2 separate regions of the Homo sapiens genome follow, and region 2 is linked to region 1. The links are chromatin contacts, found by Hi-C or POLR2A ChIA-PET in ENCODE. All regions are on one chromosome and are shown on one strand. The core of a region is the stretch at or near the end of the contact, and the rest is flanking DNA. Distances in the headings are between cores, read along the strand shown. Region 1 has its middle 140 kb from the start of CDKN3. Region 2 has its middle 180 kb from the start of CDKN3.

The links. Hi-C counts contacts between places; a loop is a spot of excess contacts on that map. ChIA-PET counts read pairs that join two places held with the same protein, here RNA polymerase II (POLR2A). Pooled maps may share reads with other maps.
Region 2: a map of PC-3 shows a loop between it and region 1 (7-fold over the local background). The contact joins two enhancer-like sites. A Hi-C loop is called at or near these places in 8 of 168 maps with a recorded cell type or tissue (A673, HCT116, MCF 10A and 5 more), 1 of 37 single-sample maps with no recorded cell type and 6 of 50 pooled maps. POLR2A ChIA-PET finds 5 or more read pairs at or near these places in 2 of 52 experiments (MCF 10A and PC-9).

The regions. Positions count from the first base shown.
Region 1 is chr14:54,251,184-54,253,729 of GRCh38, forward strand. No RefSeq gene overlaps it. Among named protein-coding and RNA genes, the nearest start is that of CDKN3, 140 kb to the right of the region's middle. RefSeq lists an enhancer at 397-1,596. Within about 2 kb of position 1,273, at least 5 of the 41 ENCODE cell types and tissues checked have a DNase peak (open chromatin) inside an H3K27ac peak, as active enhancers do; they include HCT116, PC-3, PC-9 and 1 more, where a contact is called at or near this core.
Region 2 is chr14:54,210,821-54,213,366 of GRCh38, forward strand. No RefSeq gene overlaps it. Among named protein-coding and RNA genes, the nearest start is that of CDKN3, 180 kb to the right of the region's middle. Within about 2 kb of position 1,276, at least 5 of the 41 ENCODE cell types and tissues checked have a DNase peak (open chromatin) inside an H3K27ac peak, as active enhancers do; they include HCT116, PC-3, PC-9 and 1 more, where a contact is called at or near this core.

The DNA.
Region 1 (2,546 bases), core at 23-2,522:
AGGGAGGCCTGGGCAGCCCCCTCTGCCTTATACCAGCTCATTTTGGGTACAGTATCTTCCAAAATGGATTTGGATTTGGAGATCCAATTATACTGAGCATTTTTTTTCCTTCTTATTACAGACATAGACAACTGAAATTCACATAAGTGATGCTGGCTGGCAGAAGAAAGTTCAGAATCCCTCATCCCTTTCTTCTCTCTGCCAGGCTCACACACCCCGTCAAAGGAGAAAGCACAATTTTGCTGACCCTTTCAGGGACAAGTTGCCCTGGAACAAGTGAGCAAGCCAACTCTTGAGAATACTCTGGAAAAGCAAACAGTGGATTATCTTGGATGTGTCAGTCCCGTAGGCAGGTTTTCCCACTTAACGCTGGCACTCTTTTCTGCTTTGGGATTGCCAGACATGACTCCACCAGCAGGCACCCCACTCCCAGTCCCAGCTGTGTCCATTCCTCGTTCCAGAAGACACATACACATCTCAACTAGACAGTTATTTTAAATAGTCTACTCATAACTATGATTTTCAAGAATGTTGCAGCTGGAAAGTGAGGGGAAAAGGGCTTACAGATTATCCAGTCCAGAGGCTACAAATTCAAATTCTTAATGGGGTCAGAGAGGTACTGGAAAGGAGTGAAGCAAGCCATATATGAGACAATATGGAAAGGTGAGGACTGTGGCAAACCACCTAAAAATGGTCCCTCTGATTAGAATCAAACATTCCCATTTCAACAAAGAAACTAAGTCCCAAAGAAGTAAAGTAATCTGTCAGGATGAAAATTCAGTTTAGCTCATTTTCCACTAAACAGGTTATGCCTAGGCAAGAAGGGGAGAGTACAACGTTCTCCAAATCTGGTCTGGGGGTACATAAACCTTTGTTTTAGACTATTAAAAATGCCATCCTCCCAGGTATGTACCCTCCCAGTTTTACTCCACCCCATGGGCTGTGGTCAAGACCACATTCATTCTCAGGAATGTTCTGTCTGGGGAGAATTGCCGGGATATGATCTGTGGTCAGTGAGAAAGCCCTTTTGATCCCAGCCACAAGAATGCAGCTGAGCTCTGAATCCCTCTCTCCATAAATCAGAGTCCTCTTAGGAATGGCTGGGTGTGGCTCCCCACACAGGTGCTTGGTCACTTCAGCAATCCTAAGGGGGCACTCCTTCACTTTGAAAGTCTTCTAGGAGCTGCTGGAATCAAAATGGTAAATCCAGAAGACTCTGTGTTCACAGACAAATTCTTCCCGACTTTCTGGGCATCTGTTTTGTTCATTCCTAGCACCCAGGTGTGAGTGCCTGTCTGCCTTGCTTCTGTTTGCTATTTTGTGTCTCACCTTCAACCCAGAATCTGACTCAGCTTGGGAACACTAGCCAAAGAGTCTTATGTGTACACTGCTTTTAATGTGTCCAAGGATGCAGAAGGAAGCAGCTATTCAAATAGTTTAAGAAGTCTGAATACTGCTGTAGCCTCAGATCCTGGGTCCAAAGAGCTGACTGAAGACTGGCTGGAAAATTTGGAATCTTCTCTCCAGGGGATGCCCATGTGCCTCTGGGAGGGGAGCTCTTCCCTTAGCCAGCAATGAACTTCCTGAACAGACCAGCCATGAGATCAGCATGATACACCTGCCAGGAGGACTTAAGGCCAGGTCCACTTATGAAGACTCAGATGTTCATGGTAGCTATGATGTTTTGCAATGGGCCAGTCATGCCCTGGGAGTCTCAAGAGTGCATCTTAATTTCTACATTCATGAAGATATAATAATAGGAACATTTACTAAATACTCAATGGGTTCTAGGTACCCTGATAAGTACTTTACAGAGACTACCTCATTTAATTCTCACATCAGCCCTATGAAGTTAGTTACCACTATTGCAATCTCTGTTATATGGTTGTAGAAATTGAGGTTTCAAAACATTAAGTTAATTTGCCCTAATTCACCAAACTAACAAATAGTGAAGCCAATGTTAAAATATACCTATTCGGATTCCAGGGAACCATTAACTGGAAAAACATATTTCTAGTAAGAAATCTCACCAGGTAGGTAATGTCTTTGTAATATGCCTGAGCAGTAGTCAGATACTGAGGCAAAGACTCTATCAGAAACTGGGGATGTGAGAGGGCCTCCAGATCACAAACAAAGAGTGGGATCAGGGATAGGTCACAAGTTCCACCATGACTCAAGCCTCAGATCTATGCATACCTCATAGGTAAGTAAGGAGATTTAGGCAGCCTCCCTGTGCTGGCTACAGAGTATATGGGTGCTGCAGGTGAAGGCCACCCCCACCTGGGACCAGCCTCAAAGGGGATCAAGCCTGGCAGTCTTGGAAAGTTGGTCTTGGGAAGGCTACAGGGCAACCTGCAATACACACTGAACACCCTTTTGCACTGGTAGAAAAATCTGTCTACTCCTTCCTGGTAGATGGGAAGACCGCCTTCCAGGGGTTTCCTCGAGGCCAGAGGAGATCTGAGCACATGTCACAGGTCACAGCAGGCAAGAACAACAGTGAGGCTGCTGCTCACCCAGCCTCATTGCTCCCTTCTCTGTCATTC
Region 2 (2,546 bases), core at 26-2,525, 40 kb before region 1:
ATTCCTTTACTTCACCAAAACTCCTCTATTTTTTGCCTGGCTACCTCTAACAAACTTCTTTCTGCCCTCTTTTCGATCTGTTGAGAATAGTATCTAACTAATCTTGGTTTAGTACTCCCTGATGGTCTGACTTGATCTAAGTGTAAAATTTACAATATTTTAATGAAAGTAGAGATTCTACATCTTTCAGGCAATCATCCATGAATATGATTTCTTGAAACTGAACCTGAGGCAAGTTTTGCATTCAAAGTTACACTCCCTTAGGGCAGACAGTGCAGAGTCAGTGCTAAATTATGGTTATGTGATGGCCCTCCCAATAAAGCTCACATAATAATTATAATATAGATCTGTATATATCTAACTCTGGCTGAACACATTTGGTGTCACAGCCACTGTGTGCTACATCTCACAAGGACCCAATAAGATAGACACTATTACTATGTCTATTTTACAAAAAAAGAGTCTGAATTTCAGAGAAATTAAGGAACCTAAGATGCACCACTAAGAAGTAGCAGAGGCAGTTTCAAGAGGTCTGTAGGGGCTCAGGCCTGACCTGTTCACTAGCACTTCTCACTGGATGTAGTAAAGCAAAGAGGAAGGTATTGAAGTTCTTTGGCTGGGGCAAGAATACAAGAGCTAACAGTTTTGTTTTGTTAGCCTTAATTCAGTTATGGGGAAGGAATGATACTTCAGGGGAAAAAACCAAAGTTGTTTTTGTTTTTCCAATTAAATTATATTTTATAAGAATTCCTGATGAAACCAGAGGAAAAAAAATCTTGCTTCTCCTCTCTCCTTCAAACAAATACTGAAAACATTCCTCCTAGTTCCTGACTTGGGGAGGTGGCTTATGTCATTACTATGAGAGTGGCCTGTAAAAAAACTCAGTGACAAATATAGTGGGCTCCTCCTGCTTCAGAACAGACTTCCCTACAGTAGGAGAGACTTACCGCATCCAGTGAAAAAGATCACAGATCTTGGATTTTAATCTGGACTTGTGTTTGGAGAAAGAAACCGGAAAAGGGTATGTGACTGACAAAGGAGAATACAATCGGTGACCCTATTTTCATTGCACAAGTCCTGCGAAATTTTCTCTGGGAGCCAAAATCAAGCATTCCTCTCTTCTATTCTTTTTACGGAAGACTCAAAATATTTCATGAATTTCCTCTTCTTTCCTTTAAACTTCTTCCTTTCTTCTTCCTCTGTCCACCCCTCTATCCCTACCTCACAAAATAGAAGTTTTTTCTCCCCTCAGCCAACAAATTTTCTGGTCACCACAACAACAAGCACATTCACAAAGCAAATGAGTAATTTGGAATGTGGCAAGTATCTCATCTGACTCACAGGAAGAAAAAAGAAAAGTTGGCTGCTGCCAAAATGGAAACACTTTCTGGAAAATTCTTGAAGATATTCCTAAAATCTCAAATGGGCAAGTGAATGTACCCTGAGAAAAAACTTGGAATTTCCCAAAATATAAACAAGGTGAATTTTTTAAAAAGTGTTAAGATGATGGAAATAAATATGCTAATGACACTATATAAAGGAACATTTTTTTTCCTCTTCTAATTTCATTTGCTTTTAATACCTGAGCTTTTGCTTAAGGAGTCCCTGCCAAGCAGGGGGCAGTGGTGGTCCCAGAATTTCTATATAGAAGGTGCTTATGGCAGACTATCTGGATATTAGGAGAGACTGGAGACTTGAAGACTACATTAGTCAGGGTTCTCCAGAGAAAACAGAACCAATAGAATGGGTAAATATATTGATTAAGAAACTGGCTCACACAGTTATGGAGGCTGGCAAGTCCAAAATCTGCAGAGACAACATCCCAGATCAAAGGCAGTCAGGCAGAGAGAATTCCCTCTTGCTCAGGGGAGGGTCAGCCTTTTGTTTTATTCATGCCCTCAACTGATTGGATGAAGTCCACCCACATTAGAGAGGGGAATCTGCATTATGAAATCTACTGATTTAAATGTTCATCTCATCCAAAAACACCCTATAGAATCACCCAGAATAAAGTTTAACCACTGGGCACCCTGTAGCCCAGTCAAATTCCACAGAAAGTTAAGCATCACAAAGATTATCTAGAAGCCCACAGATTTTACTTAGTACACTTATTAGCAGTGCAGGGTCTTACAGAGTGATCTAATGAAGATTATGGTAAAAGAAATAACCCCCAGACACATGCCAGGCCACGGTAGTGAACACTGCTAGTTGTCCACCCACCATCTATTCCTTTTTCCTTTCTTCCTGACAGACCCTGATTTTGATTAGTTAGCCACTAATCCTCTGCACAGCCATGTTACTTCTGGGAACACGGTACGGGACTAGGCCCAACCAGTCTAAGATAATACTGTCAGCCTTTTCAGGGATGTTTCAGGACAAGCACACAACCAAACTCTGGCTAATAAGATGTGAGGAAAAGTCTGCTTTTTAGGAAATTCTAGAAAGTATTTCTTCACTCCTAAGAAAGTCCCATTTACCTTGAACACTGACCTCAGTAGATGGGACTCCTGGAACTGCTGCAGCTGTCTTGCTACCAGCCTGAAGTG